2 separate regions of the Homo sapiens genome follow, and region 2 is linked to region 1. A link is an interaction called in ENCODE POLR2A ChIA-PET data of the cell type or tissue named here. Cell type or tissue: OCI-LY7. All regions are shown on one strand. Links, peaks and the distances in the headings refer to the core of each region. The heading gives the core; the rest is flanking DNA. Region 1 has its middle 46 kb from the start of SNORD17. Region 2 has its middle 110 kb from the start of SNORD17.

The links. ChIA-PET counts read pairs that join two places held together with the same protein. Peaks named below come from ENCODE experiments on the same cell type or tissue, not always from the same donor. Only the 100,000 strongest peaks of a DNase experiment are listed, where the experiment ranks them.
Region 2: POLR2A ChIA-PET joins it to region 1 with 7 read pairs; 3 of 35 experiments call an interaction of 5 or more read pairs at or near these places.

What each region holds. Positions count from the first base shown.
Region 1 is chr20:17,914,446-17,918,839 of GRCh38, reverse strand. No RefSeq gene overlaps it. Among named protein-coding and RNA genes, the nearest start is that of SNORD17, 46 kb to the left of the region's middle. In OCI-LY7, for the core only: no CTCF peak of the experiment used is centred there; no DNase peak of the experiment used is centred there.
Region 2 is chr20:17,851,879-17,856,272 of GRCh38, reverse strand. No RefSeq gene overlaps it. Among named protein-coding and RNA genes, the nearest start is that of SNORD17, 110 kb to the left of the region's middle. In OCI-LY7, for the core only: no CTCF peak of the experiment used is centred there; a DNase peak (open chromatin) is centred at 1,812; H3K4me3 peaks cover 48 bases; H3K27ac peaks cover 162 bases.

The DNA of each region.
Region 1 (4,394 bases), core at 304-4,303:
TCCAGGTTCACGCCATTCTCCTGCCTCAGCCTCCCGAGTAGCTGGGACTACAGGCGCCCGCCACTACGCCCGGCTAATTTTTTGTATTTTTAGTAGAGACGGGGTTTCACCGTGTTAGCCAGGGTGGTCTCGATCTCTTGACCTCGTGATCCGCCTGCCTCGGCCTCCCCAAGTGTTGGGATTACAGGCGTGAGCCACCGCACCTGGCATGATCATTTTTTAAGAACACTTATTTTTTTTAACAGTTTAGCCAAAACTGAAGAGAAAGTACAGCTACCATATACCTCCTTCCTCCAACCCACAACACACAGTCTTCTGCGTCAGCAATACCCCGTACCAGGGTGGTAGATTTGTGACAATTGTTGAACCTACACTGACACATTGTTGTCACCCAAAGTCCAAGTTTACATTAGGGCTCACTGTTGGTATTATACATTCTTTGGGCTTTGACAAATGTATAATGACATGCATTCATCATTATAGTATCACACAGAATAGCTTCACTGCCCTAAAAATCCTGTATGCTCTGCCTGTTTACCCCTCCCTACCCTTCCCAAACCCTGGAGACCACTGAACTTTCTAGTGTCTCCATAGTTCGGCCTTTTCCTGAATGCCATATAGTTAGAATCATATAGCATGCGGCCTTTTCGGGTTGGCTTATTTCACTAAGTAATAAACAGTGAAGATTCCTCTATTTATTTTCATAGCTTGAGAGTACATTCCTTTTTAGCCCTGAATAATATTCCGTTCTCTGGATGTACTGGTTTATTTACCCATTCACCTACTGAAGAACATCTTGGTTGCTTCCAACTTTTGGCAATTACAAATAAAGCTGCTATAAACGTCAGTATGCAGGTTTTTGCATGGACACATTTTCAAGTCCTTTGAGTAAATACTAAGGAGTGTGATTGATGAAAATGGTATGGTAGGAGAATGGTTAGCTTTGTAAGAAACCTCATGAGGGGGGTTTTCTCCAGTCTTTACTGTGAGAAACCAGTAGAACTCCTGAAGGTAAAACTCACAAAAGTATGGCATGTGGCTGGGCGCGGTGGCTCATGCCTGTAATCCTGGCACTTTGGGAGGCCAAGGTGGGTGGATCACTTGAGGTCAGGAGTTTGAAACCAGCCTGATCAACATGGTGAAACCCCATCTCTACTAAAAATACAAAGATTGGCTGGGCGTGGTGGCACACGCCTGTTATCCCAGGTACTCAGGAGGTTGAGATGAGAGGATCGCTTGAACCTGGGAGGTGGAGGTTGCAGTGAGCCGAGATTGTGCCACTGCACTCCAGCCTGGGTAACAGGGGGAGACCCTGTCTCAAAACAAACAAACAAAAAAACCCCCAAGAAACCAAAAGTATGGGCATGCCCTTCAAGACTGGCCCCATCCCCGGAGTTTTAAACTCTTAGACTTGTCCACACTGAGCCTCCAGCAATTTGTAAATTGCAGTTCAGGCTTTCCTGTCCCTGTACTTGTTCCTAGCAAGGTCTCTGCACCTGTGACTCTGCAGTGATAAGTTGTGATTCTCTGTACGATCTGTCTGTCTCTCCAATTTTGGAGGCAGTGGTTTGCCCTGTGACCTCAATTCTGTGACAGATCTAAGAAGTTTTTTTTTTTTTTGAGACAGTCTCACTCTGTCACCCAGTCAATCTTGGCTTATTGCAGGTTTGACCCCCTCAGACTCAAGCAATCTTCCCACTTCAGCCTCCTAAGTAGCTGGGACTACAGGCAGACGTCACCACACCCAGCTTATTTTTATTTTTTATTTTTGTAGAGACGGGGGTCTCCCCATGTTTCCCAGGCTGGTCTCGAACGCCTGAGCTCAAGCAATCTTCCCACCTCAGCCTCCCAAAGTGCTGGGATTACAGGCATGACCCACTGCAACCAGCCAAGAGTTGCTGATTTTTAGTTTGTTCGGTTTTTTTAACTTATTAAGATGGAGTCATGACTTCCAAGTTCCTCATATGTCCGATTGAAAACTGGAAGGAAGCTTCTTTTCCTGTTTTTAAAGTTTTGATTCCTGTATTGGTTATCTACTGGCACAATGACGCTGCCTAATAAACAACTACAAAGTCTTAGTGACATATAAAAGTATCATCTGTTTTTAGTCACAAGTCTACCAGTTGGTTGGTTGGTTGATTTGTTCTGCTGATTTATATTGGGCTCTGCTGACTTTGCTTGGGATCATTCACTTGTAGAAAGGCAGCTGGTGGTTAGTTGGGGCTGGCGGAGCTTTTAGGACTCAGCTGGTATTACTTGGCTCTGCTTCATGTGGTTTCTTATCCTCCATCAGGCAGGCCAGATTGGGCTGTTCTCAGGATGGCTGGGCAGGGTTCTGCAACACAGCAGAAACCCCAGGCCTCCTGAGACCCAGGATCAGAACTGTATAATGTCACTTCTGCCTCATTTTGTTGGACAAAACATGTCACGAGATCATCTCAGTGGTGGTGAAATTATTATTATTATTTTGAGACAGAGTCTCACTTTGTCACCCAGGCTGGAGTGCAGTGGCGTGATCTCAGCTGCTCACTACAACCTCTGCCTCCCATGTTCAAGGGATTCTCATGCCTCAGCCTCACCAGGTAGCTGGGATTACAGGTGCACGCCACCACGCCCGGCTAAATTTTGTTGTTTTTTTTTTTAGTAGAGACGGGGTTTCGCCATGTTCCCAGGCTGGTCTCAAACTCCTGACCTCAAGTCATCTGCCTGCCTCGACCTCCCAAAGTGCTGGGATTACAGGCATCAGCCACTCTGCCCGGCTGTGGTGAAATTATTAATTCAACCTCCTGGTAGAAGAAACTGGGGCTATCCTAGCAATACCTCACAGTTTCTGTCCTTGATTTTTAGAGGCTTTGTTCAAATATCCACTAATCTTTTGTTATTTTTTGTTTGATTTTTAAAAATCCATATGCATATTGTACTGGGGTCAAAATATAAATTTAAAAGTATTTATACCTTGTATTTGGAATTTATATACAATATTTCCTGCAATGTTATTTCATTTTATTTCCTGCAATACAATGAAAACATGGAAAATTCTAAGTGTCCCAATAATGAAAGAACCATTCAGTAAATTATGTTATTTATTAAATGGAATATTCAGCCATTGAGAATAATGTCCTTGAAGTTTTAAATGCTCAAGATCTCGCTCTCTCTTTTTTTTTTTTTTTTTTTGAGATGGAGTCTTGCTCTGTTGCCCAGGCTGGAGTGCAATGGCACGATCTCAGCTCACTGCAACCTCTGCCTCCTGGTTGAAGTGATTCTCCTGCCTCAGCCTCCCAAGTAGCTGGGATTACAGGCACCCGCCACCACACCCAGCTAATTTTTTATATTTTTAGTAGAGATGGGGTTTCACCATGTTGGCCAGACTGGTCTCAAACTCCTGACCTCAAGTGACCTGCCAACCTCGGCCTCCCAGAGTGCTGGGATTACAGGTGGGAGGCACTGCACCTGGCCAAATGCTCAAGATCTCTTGTTGAGGGAGAGAAACAGGGTACAAAACTGTTTCACATAGTGAAATCCACCTGACGAAGCCCCCAAATCTCAGTGGCTTACCCAGCACAGTGTCCTTCCTCCCAAGAGTCCCACTGGTCTGGTGCTTAACAACTGGGCTTGGTGCTTGGGGGTCTGTTATTCTACGACCGCAGTGAAGGAGCCGTGGCTGGCTGGGGCAAGCTCTTTCCATGGCAGATGGCAGGAGCATAAGAGAAGGAGGGGAACATGCAAGACTTCCTAAGGCCCAGCCTTGGGACAGGCACCCTGACACTTCTGCCAGCCTGTTGGTCAAAACAAGTCAATGGTCAAGCCCAAGGGCAATGTGGGCAGGGAACTCTTTTCCATGCCCTGGGTTGGGGTCAGGGAAGGCAGGAGGAGAAAATTCTTATTGGACAGTAAGACAATCTACCACACTTCTTCACAAACTCCTTCAGCTCCCTGGCCCCTCTCTCTTTGTAGAGCCCCATCCTGAATGAACACAAATATTTCCCTTCTCTACCTACATACCTGAGCAGCAGAATATTGCTGGAGAAAAGTTTGTAACTTAGCTAATCAGCTAATTTCTCTATAAATGAATTATCTCAAGCATCAATTGGATACTAAACATGGCCTGCCTAACTTCTTTTCCCTCCATAGGTGTATGTATATTTGTGTTAGTTTGTTTGTTTATGGTGGTAAGAAAACATACAACACAAATTTTACCTCAGCCAGTTCTAAGTGTACAATACAGTAGTGTTAAGTACATTCATATTGTTGTTCGACCAAGCTCCAGAATTTTTTCCTTTCCAAGCTGAAACTCTATTCCCATTAAAAAACTCCCCATTGCCCACTCCTCCACAAAGCCCCTGCTAATCACCATTCTACTTTCTGCTTCTATGAATTTTATTACTCTAGAGATG
Region 2 (4,394 bases), core at 92-4,091, 62 kb after region 1:
TGATTGTTTACCCCTGGAGGTGTGTACAACCACGTGCCATTGACAGACAATGTACCCATTGTATGACAGGGAGGTAGTGGTGCCTTCCCCAAGTTATAATTGGCCTTGGGACACAGTCAGTACATACACACCCAACATTAGACACTCCATCACTGAGCAACTCAGTGCCTCTCATTCACAAGCTGTGTGATCCTAGGAGGTTATTCCACTTCTCTGATCTTCCATTTCTTTCTGTCCCTCCCTCCCTCCCTCCCTCCCTCCCTCCCTCCCTCCCTCCCTCCCTCTCTGTCTCCCTCTCTCTCTCTTTCTTTCTTTCTTTCTCTCTTTTTCTTTTCTTTCTTTCTTTTCTCTCTTTCTCTCTTTCTTTCAACAGGGTCTCACTCTGTCACCCAGGCTGGAGTGCAGTGGCATGATCTCGGCTCATTACATCCTCAACTTCCTGGGCTCAAGTGACCCTCCCACCTCAGCCTCTGGAGTAGTTGGGACTACAGGCATGCACCACCATGCTTGGATAATTTTTTTTTATTATTTGTAGAAATGGGGTTTCACCATGTTGCCCAGGCTGGTCTTGAACTCCTGGGCTCAACAGATCCTCTGGCCTTGGCCTCCCAAATTGCTGGGATTACAAGTGTGAGGCACCACATCCAGCCTGATTTTCCATTTCTTCCTCTAAAGTGTCATGTCATGTGAAACTTTTACAATGCTGGATTGTAAGAAATATTGAATGAAAAAACATATATAGTGATACTGTATGATTCAATACATAGAACATATACAGAAGCTTATTTTTATCTATTCACTTACAGGAAATCATGTTGACCAGAAGGTCTAATTTGGCCTCAAGCAGCCACACTACACTCAGACCTTCTGGGATTTTTCATTTTTCAGTTTCAGGACTTTTTTGTTCAGTTATATGTGTACTGGAACAATCTTTTTTTTTTGGCTATAATTTTTTTTAGGTTTTATGGAACACCCTTGGTGCTTATCTCAAAGGGTTATCAAAAGGATTACATGAGGCCAGGCATGGTGGCTCACACCTGTAATCCCAGCACTTTGGGAGGCCAAGGCAGGTGGATCACGAGGTCAGGAGATCGAGACCATCCTGGCTAACATGGTGAAACCCCGTCTCTACTAAAAATACAAAAAATTAGCCGGGCATGGTGGCGGGCGCCTGTAGTCCCAGCTACTTGCCAGGCTGAGGCAGGAGAATGGTGTGAACGTGGGAGGAGGAGCTTGCAGTGAGCCAAGATGGCGCCACTGCACTCCAGCCTGGGAGAAACAGCGAGACTCCATCTCAAATAAATAAATAAATAAATAAAATAAAAAAGGATTACATGAAATAATCCACCTAAAGCATGAAGGTTAGTTCCTGGACCAGTGGATGCTTCATCTATGGCAGCTACTATAGTGACTTCCCCACAGTGCTGGATGTTTGCTCTTGCTAATGCGGGGATTGATCTCCAGCTCTGGCTGGCAGGGCCTCTCAAGAACCCAGCCATCCTGGTTCCCCAGACCACAGGTCATCTCCCCACCTAAGATCATTCTCCCACAGTCCCCTCCTGTTGGGGATAGGGTGACAAAGACTTCTCCCTTGCTGCTCATGCTCTCCATTTCTGTAGGAATCAGAAAAGACGCAAAGCTGTCAGCTGAGACAATCTTCTGCCTTCAGGTAGGCACAGGGCCCTTCTCATCCCCATCACACAGCTCAGGCGGTGGAGACTGTCACTTTCCTGTTTGTCCTCAGATCCATCCCTCATCCTTCTCTGCTGTGCTGTGTTGCACGGCCCTGACCTCTGTGGACTACATTTCCCAGGCTCCCCTGCACCCTGGCTTCCTGACAAGTTCAGTCAATGGGAAGCAGTGGCAGGAGATTGAGCTTGGTAGAAGAGAGAAGCCAGGAATATTCTCTCTCCAGCCCTTTCTGTTTCAGGTGATGCCTCCAGCAGTGGCCAAGTCTCCTCCATAACTTCGGCTCCTAATAATACCCTCTCTTCCCTTGTTCCTCTAGCCCTGGGGAAGTAGCAGTTTCTACTTTCTGGGTTGCTCTACCCTCCCGTTTAGGTTTTCAGCTCTTCCATCACCTTTGCAACTACAGGTGACCCTTGAACAACATGGGTTTGAACTGCACAGGTCCTCTTCTACATGGATTTTTTTCAATAAACATTTTTTGGAGATTTGTGATAATTTAAAAAAGCTTGCAGCATGGTCTAGAAATATCAAGAAAATTCAGGAAAAGTTAGGTATGTCATGAATGCATAAAATATATGTAGATAGGAGTCTATTTTATCATTTACTACCATAAAATATACACAAATCTATTCTAAAAAGTTAAAATTTATCAAAACTTACACATACGGACACAGACCATACATGGTGCCTTTCAATCAAGATAAATGGAAACAAACGAAGATACAGTATTAAATCATAACTGCATCGAATTCACTGTACTGATACCATACTACTGTCATAATTTCATAGCCACCTCTTGTTGCTATTGTGGCAAGCTCCTGTTGCAAGTATCCACTTAAACACCATATGATGCTGATCATCTCCCTGTGAGCAGTTTGTCTCTAATGATACACTGCATATTGCAGTGAAAAGTGATCTCTTCTGGTTCTCGTGTATTTTTCTTTGTGTGCAGTGCATACCATAAACCCTGAATAGCACCATGAGACCCACATGAAGTGCCACTAGTGGTGCTGGGGGTGCTCCCAAGAAGCAGAGGAAAGCCATGACATTACAAGAAAGTTGAATTGCTTGATGTTTACCATAGATTGATGTCTGCAGCTGAGGTTGCCGGCTATTTCAAAAACAAATGAACCAGCCTAACAACCATTGCAAAAAACAAAAGGAAATTCGTGAAGCCATTTCTGGGCCAGCAGGCACAAAAACTTTGCACTTTTTTTGCAAAATTCCTTTCATATTGAAAATGCAGCTTTCATGTGGGTGCAGGATTGCATACCTAGAGACTCTAATATGATTCACGAAAAAGCAAAGTCGTTTTATGACAACTTAAAGCAAAAGGGTGTTGGAGGATCTAAAGCTGGAGCATTTAATGATAGCAAAGGATGGTTTGATAATTTTAGAAAGAGGTTTGGCTTAAAAAATGTCAGGATAACAGGAGAAGCAGCTCCTGCTGACCAAGAGGCAGCAGACGAGTTCCCAGATGCCATTAAGAAATGATTTAAGGGCCGGGCGCAGTGGCTCACACCTGTAATCCCAGCACATTGGGAGGCCGAGGCAGGCGGATCACAAGGTCAGGAGATCGAGACCACGGTGAAACCCCATCTCTACTAAAAATACAAAAAATTACCCGGGCGCGGTGGCGGGTGCCTGTAGTCCCACCTACTTGGGAGGCTGAGGCAGGAGAATGGCTGAACCCAGAAGGCGGAGCTTGCAGTGAGCCGAGATCGCACCATTGCACTCTAGCCTGGGTGACAGAGCGAGATCCCATCTCAAAAAAAAAAAAAAAGAAAAAAGAAAAAAAGAAATGATTTAAGAAAATCATTGAGGAGAGAGGATGTCTACCTGAACAGGTTTTTAAATACAGATGAAGGTACTCTATTCTGGAAAAAAAAATGGACAAAGAACATCTATTAGTAAGGAAGAGAAGTGAGCACCAGGATTTAAGGCAAGAAGGGTTGGGCTAACTCTATTGTGTTGTACAAATGCAGTAGGTTTGTGATTGGGACTGCTCTTATCTATAAAGCTGCTAAACCCTGATCCTTGAAGGGGAAAGATAAGCACCAGTTGCCAGTCTTTTGGTTGTGCAAGAAGGCCTGGATAAGGAGAGCTCTTTTTCTATACTGGTTCCTTCGATGCTTTGTTCCTGAAGTCAGAAAGTACCTTGTGAGGTAGGGACTGCCTGTTAAAGTTCTCTTGACCCTGGACCATGCCCCTCGCCACCCAGAACCCCATGAGTTCAACAGCGAAGGTGTCAAAGTGGTCTCCTTTCCCCCAAACACAATGTCTCCAATTCAGCCTCTAGATCAGGTCATAAGAACCTTTAAAGTTCAATACACACAGTATTCCATGGAAAGGATTGTCAGTGCTATGAGAGAGAACCCCAATAGAGAAAATATCATGAAAGTCTGGTGGGATTACACCATCGAAGATGCCGTTGTTGTTATAGAAAAAGCTGTGAAAGCCATCAAGTCTGAGACATTAAATTCCTGCTAGAGAAAACTGTGTCTAGGTGTGCATGACTTCACAGGATTTATGACACAGCCAATCAAGAAAAGAGATTGTGAGTATGGCAACAAGGTTGGGGAGTGAAGGGTTTCAAGATATGGATTTTGGAGAAATTCAAGAGCTAACAGACACCACACAAAGGAATTAACAGAAGACAACTTGATAGAGATAAATGCTTCTGAACCAGAGCCGGACAATGAGAA